2 separate regions of the Homo sapiens genome follow, and region 2 is linked to region 1. A link is a loop called in an ENCODE intact Hi-C map of the cell type or tissue named here. Cell type or tissue: CD4-positive, alpha-beta T cell. All regions are shown on one strand. Each heading gives the region's core, and the rest is flanking DNA. Links, peaks and the distances in the headings are about the cores only.

What was found. Hi-C counts contacts between places; a loop is a spot of excess contacts. Peaks named below come from ENCODE experiments on the same cell type or tissue, not always from the same donor. Only the 100,000 strongest peaks of a DNase experiment are listed, where the experiment ranks them.
Region 2: it touches region 1 in a loop (1.8-fold over the local background); 1 of 110 quality-filtered maps calls a loop at or near these places.

What each region holds. Positions count from the first base shown.
Region 1 is chr5:1,197,015-1,201,351 of GRCh38, reverse strand. No RefSeq gene overlaps it. Among named protein-coding and RNA genes, the nearest start is that of SLC6A19, 2.4 kb to the left of the region's middle. In CD4-positive, alpha-beta T cell, for the core only: CTCF peaks have their summits at 2,198 and 2,628; no DNase peak of the experiment used is centred there.
Region 2 is chr5:1,407,311-1,411,681 of GRCh38, reverse strand. SLC6A3 (solute carrier family 6 member 3) reads left to right here. Exons shown (of 15, transcript NM_001044.5): 9 at 327-439; 10 at 1,833-1,961; 11 at 2,557-2,656. Among named protein-coding and RNA genes, the nearest start is that of LINC01511, 29 kb to the right of the region's middle. In CD4-positive, alpha-beta T cell, for the core only: no CTCF peak of the experiment used is centred there; a DNase peak (open chromatin) is centred at 2,161; H3K27me3 peaks cover 484 bases.

The DNA.
Region 1 (4,337 bases), core at 1-4,000:
CGTACAAACGCCGGTGCACCCCGGGGAGAAAGAACCAAGGCAAACAGGATGCTGGCTCTGCCCCGGTCTGGGAGCCCCTGGCTGCCGCACACCCCCACCTGCAGGACGCCGGGTGGGCCTCTCCACAGCTCCCTGGAGCACAGGCATCCCCGGCCCCCACCCCAGTCCAGGGAGAGGGAACTCAGCGGGAGCAGGGGCCCTGGGGCAGCTCTTGGTCTGCTCACACCAAGCACAGCGAGGCCCTGGACCCCTCCAGCCTGGCTCTGGGCTCTAGACGGCTGCTCGGGGGCCCGGCTTCCCACCAGTCCCCACGGAACCACGGCTCCTTGGGATGTGGCCTGAATCAACCTGAGAGTGGGGTTCCCGTGGCTGTGCCCCCTGGGCCACAGTTTCATTCTGGGGTTCGTAATGAACTTCATAATGAACAGCTCACGCTGCCCAACCCCAGCCTGGATGCCCGGATCCCATCCCTGGCTGAGCTGGAGAACATCGAGCAGGAGGAGTTCAGCTCCCGGCCATAGGTTCAGGACCCAGAGCCACCCTCTAGGGCAGCCTCGTCCCCAAGGGCCCTCTGGGGTCACGGGGGATGGAGGGTCCTGTGTCATGGAACCTGCAGCCACCCCAGATCCCCACCTTCCCGGTGACTGCACGGTTTCTGTCCTTCTGTGGAGCACTTTGTGGGGGGCAGTCCTGTGCCGGGCATGGGACAGCGAAGGAGATGGTGTTCCTGCTCCCCAGCAAAGAGGCCGTGCAGGGAAGCCACAGGGCTGACCACGGGGTCCAGGAGGGGCAGGAGGAACGTTGCGGGGAGTTCAGGAGAGGATCCTGGGGGTTGTGTCTCCAAAGCCAGAGTGGGATTCTCTCCTGGTTTTCCGCACAGGGAGTTGGAGGCCATCCTCTGTCGGGCGCTGCCCGTTTGGGCCCCCACTTGGGCCTCCCCTCACGTCTCTCCCATCTAGGAGACCTCAAGCTCTGGAATCCCGGACCAGCCTTCCTGAGGCCAGGGACGGTGCCACACCCTGCGCCTCCCCAGGCCTTCCTCCCGTTGCCTCCTTCAGCCTCTGGGCTCACCTCCCTGGGGGCCCTCGCTGGCCCCCTGCCCCCACTGCCCACATGGCTCCTTCCATAGCCGGGGCCTTCCCGGCAGGCATGGGACTTTCTCCCTAGCCTCCTGGTTCCTTTATCTCAGTCTGCACCGCTGGGCGATAAGGACCCAGAGCCGCCCCCGCCCCCACCTCCACCCTGCACAGGGCTCATCGACATTCGCTGAGTAATGGAGATGAAGGCGCTGGGGGCGTCACTCAGAGATGAGCGAGTTTAGGCGCCTGACCTTTGCCCCTAGGACACAGGAACTCAGAAAGGGAGGCCAGAAGGAAGAGATCACGTTTGCATTTAAGGACTCCTGGCTTCCGAGCACAGCGCAGATTGGAGGGAAGGGTGGGGACTTGGGAAGACAGAGAGAGAAAGACAGAGACAGAGAAAGAGAGACAGGGAGAGACAGAAACAAGGAGAGACAGAGAAAGAGAGACAGGCACAAAGACAGAAACAGAGACAGGGACAAAGACAGAGAGAGGTAGAGACAGAGACGAGGAGAGACAGAGACAGAGAAAGAGAAACAGGAACAGAGACAGAGAGAGGGAAAGACAGAGAGAGAAAGGCAGAGACAGAGACAGGGAGAGACAGACAAAGAGAGACAGGGAGAGAGAGAGAGACAGAGAAAAAAGAGAGAGACAGAGAGAAAGACAGACAGAGAAAGACAGGGACAGAGAGAGGGAGAGACAGAGACAGAGAGAGAGACAAAGACAGAGACAGAGAGACAGAGAGAGATGGAGACAGAGAGAGAAAGACACAGAGACAGAAACAGGGAAAAAGAGAGATGGGGAGACAGAGACAGAGAGAAAGAGAAAGACAGAGAAAGAGAGAGGGAGAGACAGAGACACAGAGACAGGGAGAGACAGAGATAAAGAGAGAGACAGACATAGACAGAGACAGAGAGAAACAGAGAGATAGAGACAGAGAAAGAGACAAAGAAAGAGACAGGGAGAGCCAGAGAGAGAGAAAGACAGAGACAGACAGAGGAAGAGAGACAAGGAGAGACAGAGATAGAGAGAAAGGGAGAGACAGAGAGAGAGAAAGTACAGAGAAAGAGAAACAGAGAGATAGAGGCAGAGAAGGAGAGAGGGAGAGACAGAGACAGAGAGAGGGAGAGACAGAGAGAGAGAGAAAGACAGAGAAAGAGAGCCAAGGAGAGACACAGAGAGAAAGACAGAGAGAGACAGAGAGATAGAGAAAGACAGAGACAGACAGAGAAAGAGAGACAGGGAGAGACAGAGATGGAGAGACAGAGACAGAAAAAGAGAGAGATGGGGAGACAGAGACAGAGAGACAGAGACAGAGAGACAGGAAGAGAGAGAAAGACAGAGAGACAGGAAGAGAGAGAAAGACAGAGAGAGACAGAGACAGAGAGAGATAGGGATAGACAAAGACAGAGAGATAGAGACAGAGAAAGACAGAGACAGAGAGAGAGAGATGGGGGAGACAGAGAGATACAGAGACAGAGAGAGAGAAAGACAGAAACAGAGAGAGACAAGGAGAGACAGAGATAGGGAGAGACAGAGAGAGAAAGACAGAGAAAGAGAGACAGGGATAGACAGAGACAGAGAGAGACAGAGATAGAGTCAGAGAGACAGAAACGGACAGAGAAAGAGACAGAGACAGACAAAAAGAGAGAGAGAAAGACAGATATAGAGAAAGAGAGACAGGGAGAGATAGAGACAAAGAAAGAGATAGGGAGAGACAGAGAGAGAAAGACAGAGACAGACAGAGAGAGACAGAGATAGAGAGAGAGAGGGAGAGACAGAGAAAGAAAGTCAGAGAAAGAAAGTCAGAGAAAGACAGGGAGAGAGAGAGAAAGACACAGACAGAGCAAGATAGACAGTGAGACACAGAGAGAGAAAAAGAGACAGAGACAGAGAGGGGGAAGAAACAGAGACAGAGTGACACAAAGAGACAGAGACAGACAGAGAGAGAGAGTCAGTGGCTGGCCCAGGCCTGGAGTGGGGACTCAGGAATGGCGGAGGGGACAGGACAGTCTTCAGATGGGGAGGACGTGTCTCCTGGACCCCAAGGACCAGCAAGGGAGAATGAGCGTGGGATGGTTAAGGGCAGGTCTTCTGAATGAGCTTTGTGGGAGAGTCCACACCAAAGACGATTGGAGGCATGAGCCCAGATGTGTGTGGAGGGTCCCTGCCCCTTGCAAGCCCCACTGGACACACCTGAGTTTCCCAGGGGCCTTGGGGCCCAACTTAAAGGGTGCCTGGGGCCAGTGGCCTTGAGGCTTCCTCCTCTCCCCAGTGCCTCTAGAAACTTCTGCAGAGGCAACCAGGTTGCGGGGTAGCAACCAAAACCAACTTGGACCACATTTGCTGGGCCACTGGCCCCATAGTTCTTAGTGCCCTCAGGCCCAGCATTCGTATATGTAAAACAAAGCGTAGTACCCAACTCTCACAGTACCGAACTCCTGCAGTACACAACTCCCACAGAACCCAACTCCCACAGTATCCAACCCCCACGGTACCCAACTCCCACAGTACCCAACCCCCTCAGTACCCAATCCCCGCAGTACCCAACCCCCTCAGTACCCAACCCCCGCAGTACCCAACCCCTGCAGTACCCAACTCCCATAGTACCCCACTCCCACAGTACCCAACTCTCACAGTGCACAACTCCCACAGTACACAAATGCCACAATACCCAACTCCCAACTACTCAACTGCCACAGAACACAACTCCCACAGTATCCAACCCCCACAGTACCCAACCCCTGCAGTACCCAACTGCCATAGTACCCCACTCCCACAGTACCCAACTCTCACAGTGCACAACTCCCACAGTACACAAATGCCACAATACCCAACTCCCAACTACTCAACTGCCACAGAACACAACTCCCACAGTATCCAACCCCCACAGTACCCAACCCCTGCAGTACCCAACTGCCACAGTACCCAACTCCCATAGTATCCAATCCCCACAGTACCTAACCCCTGCAGTACCCAACTCCCACAGTACCCAACTCCCACAGTATCCAACCCCCACAGTACCCAACCCTTGCCGTACCCAACTCCCGCAGTACCCAACTCCCGCAGGACCCAACTCCCACAATACCCAACCTCCACAGTACCCAACCCCTGCAGTACCCAACTCCCACAGTACCCAACTCCCACAGTCCCCAACTCCCACAGTACCCAACTCCCACAGAACCCAACTCCCACAGGACCCAACTACAATAGTACCCAACCCCTACAGTACCCAACTCCTGCAGTACCCAACTCCCG
Region 2 (4,371 bases), core at 95-4,094, 210 kb before region 1:
CCTGGAAGCCCCTCCTGCTCCTCCTTGTTTCTGCCCCTTCCTTCCCCAAGCACCCCCATAGCCCAAAAGGACCCAGGTAATTTGGAGGAGCCCCATTGCTGGGTGGTGGGCATGAACCAAAGCCCTCTGATCAGTTCTGGGTTTCCGCTTTCCTGAGTCCCAGGCCTGGTCTGCTGGACATATAGAAGGGGGCTTTTCAGCAGAGCCGCACCAGCCCTAGTCTCTACAGGCCTGTGGCAGGCCATGCTTCTCGGGGCGGGGTGGGGCAGGATGGGCGGGAGAGCACAGCGTGGGCTCTGTGGCAAGCAGGGCGGGTTCTGTTTCAGGGCCAGGGCTGATCTTCATCATCTACCCGGAAGCCATCGCCACGCTCCCTCTGTCCTCAGCCTGGGCCGTGGTCTTCTTCATCATGCTGCTCACCCTGGGTATCGACAGCGCCGTGAGTAACCCGCACCGCCCGGCCCTGTCCTCGGCAGTTGGGTTCCTTCCACCCGAGGGGGCCCTGCCCTCCCAGGGCTAGGCAAGATCCCTGGGCTCACGTACGGCCCCCAGACCTCCTGTCCTTGACTTGGGCGAGCCCCGTGATTATTTGGGAGACCTTTCTCGGGGCTGGAGTGAGTGGTGACTGGAGTTTACCTTTCCCTTTATCCCCCTACTCTGGGGTACCTGTGTGCCCTGCCCTGAGCCACCTACAGATCCTGGAAATGTGCACACACATGCACACACACACATACACGCACACACATACACACATACACGAACACACACATTCACACCACCATGCACATGCATGCACACACATACACACATGCACACACGCACACATACATGAACACACACGAACACACACATGCACACACGCATGCACACACACATACACACAGACATGCATGCACGTGTAGCAGGGCCCCAGCCACCAAAGACTTGGCTCCGGACACCAGAGTGGTGGGGCCTTGGAGGGCACACAGCAGGTCCTTCATATCTCGTGGCTTTCCCTGGAAGCCTCAGCTACCCCATGAGGAATGAGGAGGGCAACAGAAGTTCCTGGCACCTACCAATCCCAGGCCTGGCCCTGAATGCTTTGTGTGTGGCCCCTGCACCTCCAGCTGCTGGGGGTGGCGGGTCCAGCCCTTGATCGGCCCTGGGCCTGCTGGACTTTCTCAGGCTCCTTCTTCCCTGTCAGCTGCTTGGGACCAAAGAACCCAGAATCCCTTGCCTTATAAACGCTGGTCATGCACCCGGCCCCCCACTCATATCCTATCCACCTCGTCCACGGCTCCTGGGTTGACCACAGGCCTCATGTTCCTGACATGAGAGCATGAAGAGGGGTCTGGACCGAGCAAGGTGAAGAAGGTCACTAAGCAGGAGTCAGGTGCCTGGACGGTGTCCCACAGGAGGATGCCAGGAGTCAGGAGGCTCCGTCGGGAAGGCGTAGCCAATGACAAGGCCAGGTGCAGCTGAAAGCTTTGTGTGGGGGACGCATCTTGCTCAGGAAAATCTGGCCAAGCTGAGCCCGTGCAGCAGCAGTGGACAGGGTGGCATTGTTTTAGCCATGCCGCATCTTACCCACCCAGAGACATCGAAGAGGCTGCAAACCCCCTACCGTGGATACAGTGGTCCCTCTGGGTCCTCTCTCCTGCGGTCGTGCCGCCATAGAAGCCCTCGCCAACAGCTGTCCTCACTACCAGGCATCCTGCACCCTGGACGGCCATGTGGCCCCTGTTCCGTGTCCATCCCCGGGTGTGCGTCCACTGGGTGACAAGTAGGTCTTGGCCCAGGCTGCGGTCAGGAGCGCCGCCAGCCTGCAGCCCGACCCTGTGCTCTGTGTGCAGATGGGTGGTATGGAGTCAGTGATCACCGGGCTCATCGATGAGTTCCAGCTGCTGCACAGACACCGTGAGCTCTTCACGCTCTTCATCGTCCTGGCGACCTTCCTCCTGTCCCTGTTCTGCGTCACCAACGTACGTACCATCGCCGGCTTCGCCTTCTCCTGGTCATGTCTCCTTAGCACGTGGCACGGGGCGCCCTGGCTGGGACTGTCAGGCCAGACAGAACCGCAGCACTTCCAGGGAGCTGCGAACCCACCCACCCCAGAAAATGACTCGTAGCAGTGCACAGGGTAACTGCACATCCAGAGCTTGGTCCCAGAGTCACTTCAGCACCTGGACAGCTCCCCCAGAAGCACCCCAGGCTGAAGCTGCCTCCTTCTAGGGTTTGGGGACTGGGGGACGCTGGGGGTGTGGTGGCAGAGCCTATCTATGTGGGAGGGGGAGCCCAGGCCACTCCCTCTCCAAGGGAGGCACTGCCAAGTTCCGCATTCGGTTGCTTCCATTTCTAATTGCACATGAAGCCCTAGGAAGGGAAAGGAGAGGTCATTTTTATTTTTATTTTTTGTAATACACGTGGCCCTAAGAAGCTGCATGTGGGTTGAATTTTAGGGACTCAAACCAGAGTTTTGCAGTGAGTGAAACAATTTGTGTGCACAGTGAATCCCCAGGCTGGGTTTACCTCTGGGGAAAGCCCTTCTGTAGGTCCACAGGCTCCCCTCTCTTCCAGGGTGGCATCTACGTCTTCACGCTCCTGGACCATTTTGCAGCCGGCACGTCCATCCTCTTTGGAGTGCTCATCGAAGCCATCGGAGTGGCCTGGTTCTATGGTGAGTCCGGGGGAAGGCAGCCAAGCCGGCACCCTCTTGTTTGGTGGCTGTGCCACTCCCCTTCTGAAAAAGGCTCCGTGAGGAAACACCTTTCAGCTGCAGGAAGCCTGGGTTGTGGTCATCACAGCTCCGCAGAGGGGAGAGGCTTGGCACTGGTCCCTTTGATGGGATCAGTGAGGTGCTTAGCTTGGATGGCAGCCAGAAGAGGCACACTGTGGTCAGAGGTGTTCACAGCGGCTGGGCGTCTTCTGCCTCCTCCACGCTAGAGGCACCGGTGAGCCCATCCCACCCAGGGGAACACAATCAGATCCATGCTGGGGTTTCAGCAGGGATGTGACATGGTGCCTTTCAAAGGTGCCGTCATCGCCTTCCCTGCTGACCAGAGCTCCAGAGCAGTCGGGACCTGATGATCAGCGGGCGGCGCTCGAACGGGGTGCAGCTCCTGGCCCATTGTGCTGCCCCAGCTGTGTCCTGGGACTTCCACCAGTGGTTTAAACAGCAACAGAAAACCCAGCCTGGAGCCAGGGCTGCCCTTTCCCCACATGCTGACCTGGCCAAGTCACCTCGACTCCCCTTAGTTCTCTCTTCTGTAAAATGGGCAGGAGTGCCAGCTCCGCTTACCTGGCCAGCTCACTTCCAGGGAAGTGGCGAGGCCGAGCCAGGGCATCTCGCCATGAATGTGTGGTCCGGGCGCGGTGACTCACGCCTGTAATCCCAGCACTTTGGGAGGCCGAGGTGGGCAGATCACGAGATCAAGAGATCAAGACCATCCTGGCCAACATGGTAAAACCCCATCTTTACTAAAAAAAAAAAAAAAAAAAATTAGCCGGGTGTGGTGGCACAAGGCTATAATCCCAGCTAGTCAGGAGGCTGTAGATTTTCTGAAGACACTGATGGTATACTTACGATGGAATATGATTCAGCTTGAACCCGGAAGGCGGAGGTTGCAGTCACCCGAGATTGCACCACTGCACTCCAGCCTGGGCAACAGAGTGAGACTCCGTCTCAAAAAAGAAAAAAAAAAATGTGTGGATCCGGCTGAAAGCTGAATGTCTGTGGTGCTGCGTGAGCCCCGGTTTTGGAGGACGCCCAGCTCACCTGCAAACAAGGGGGTCATTTTCTCTGCCTCAGAGCCATGGAATTTATAGCCAGATAAACGCCCTGACTTTGAGACAAATAGGACAAATAGCTCCTATTCTGAGAACATTGTTTTCAGTGTTGCTCTACAGAAAACGGAAATATCAACCTCGTACTTTCACGGGTGTCTGGAATCAATACTTTGTCTATCACTTTCATTGTCATCTTCCCTGAACAAAACATAGACCTTCACAGAGGAAGGGAGAAAGTGCCTTGAATTGCCATGGCCTCCGGAACCACGGGAGATGGGGAGAAGCCGGCCCTGGCGACCTGCACCTCAGAAGACCGAGATCTGTGTTATTTTTCCAAAGAGAAATCCACGCCCCTCTCATCTAAATGAAACAAAACCTGTGCTCTAATAAGATGTGCCGGAATACGCCGGGCTTCCAGCACGCTGCGGTCCTGTAGGTCTTGGAGCTGATGACTCCTGCTCCGGCAGGGGCCCTGGGACCTGCTGGTGGGAGGCAGGGTCTGGGGGCCGAGGGGCCTTGGGGACGCCCCTCTTGGCTTCTTCCGGCCTCACCTCTCTGCATCCCCGCTGCCTCCCACGTCCATCTCTCATGTTCAGAGCTCGGATG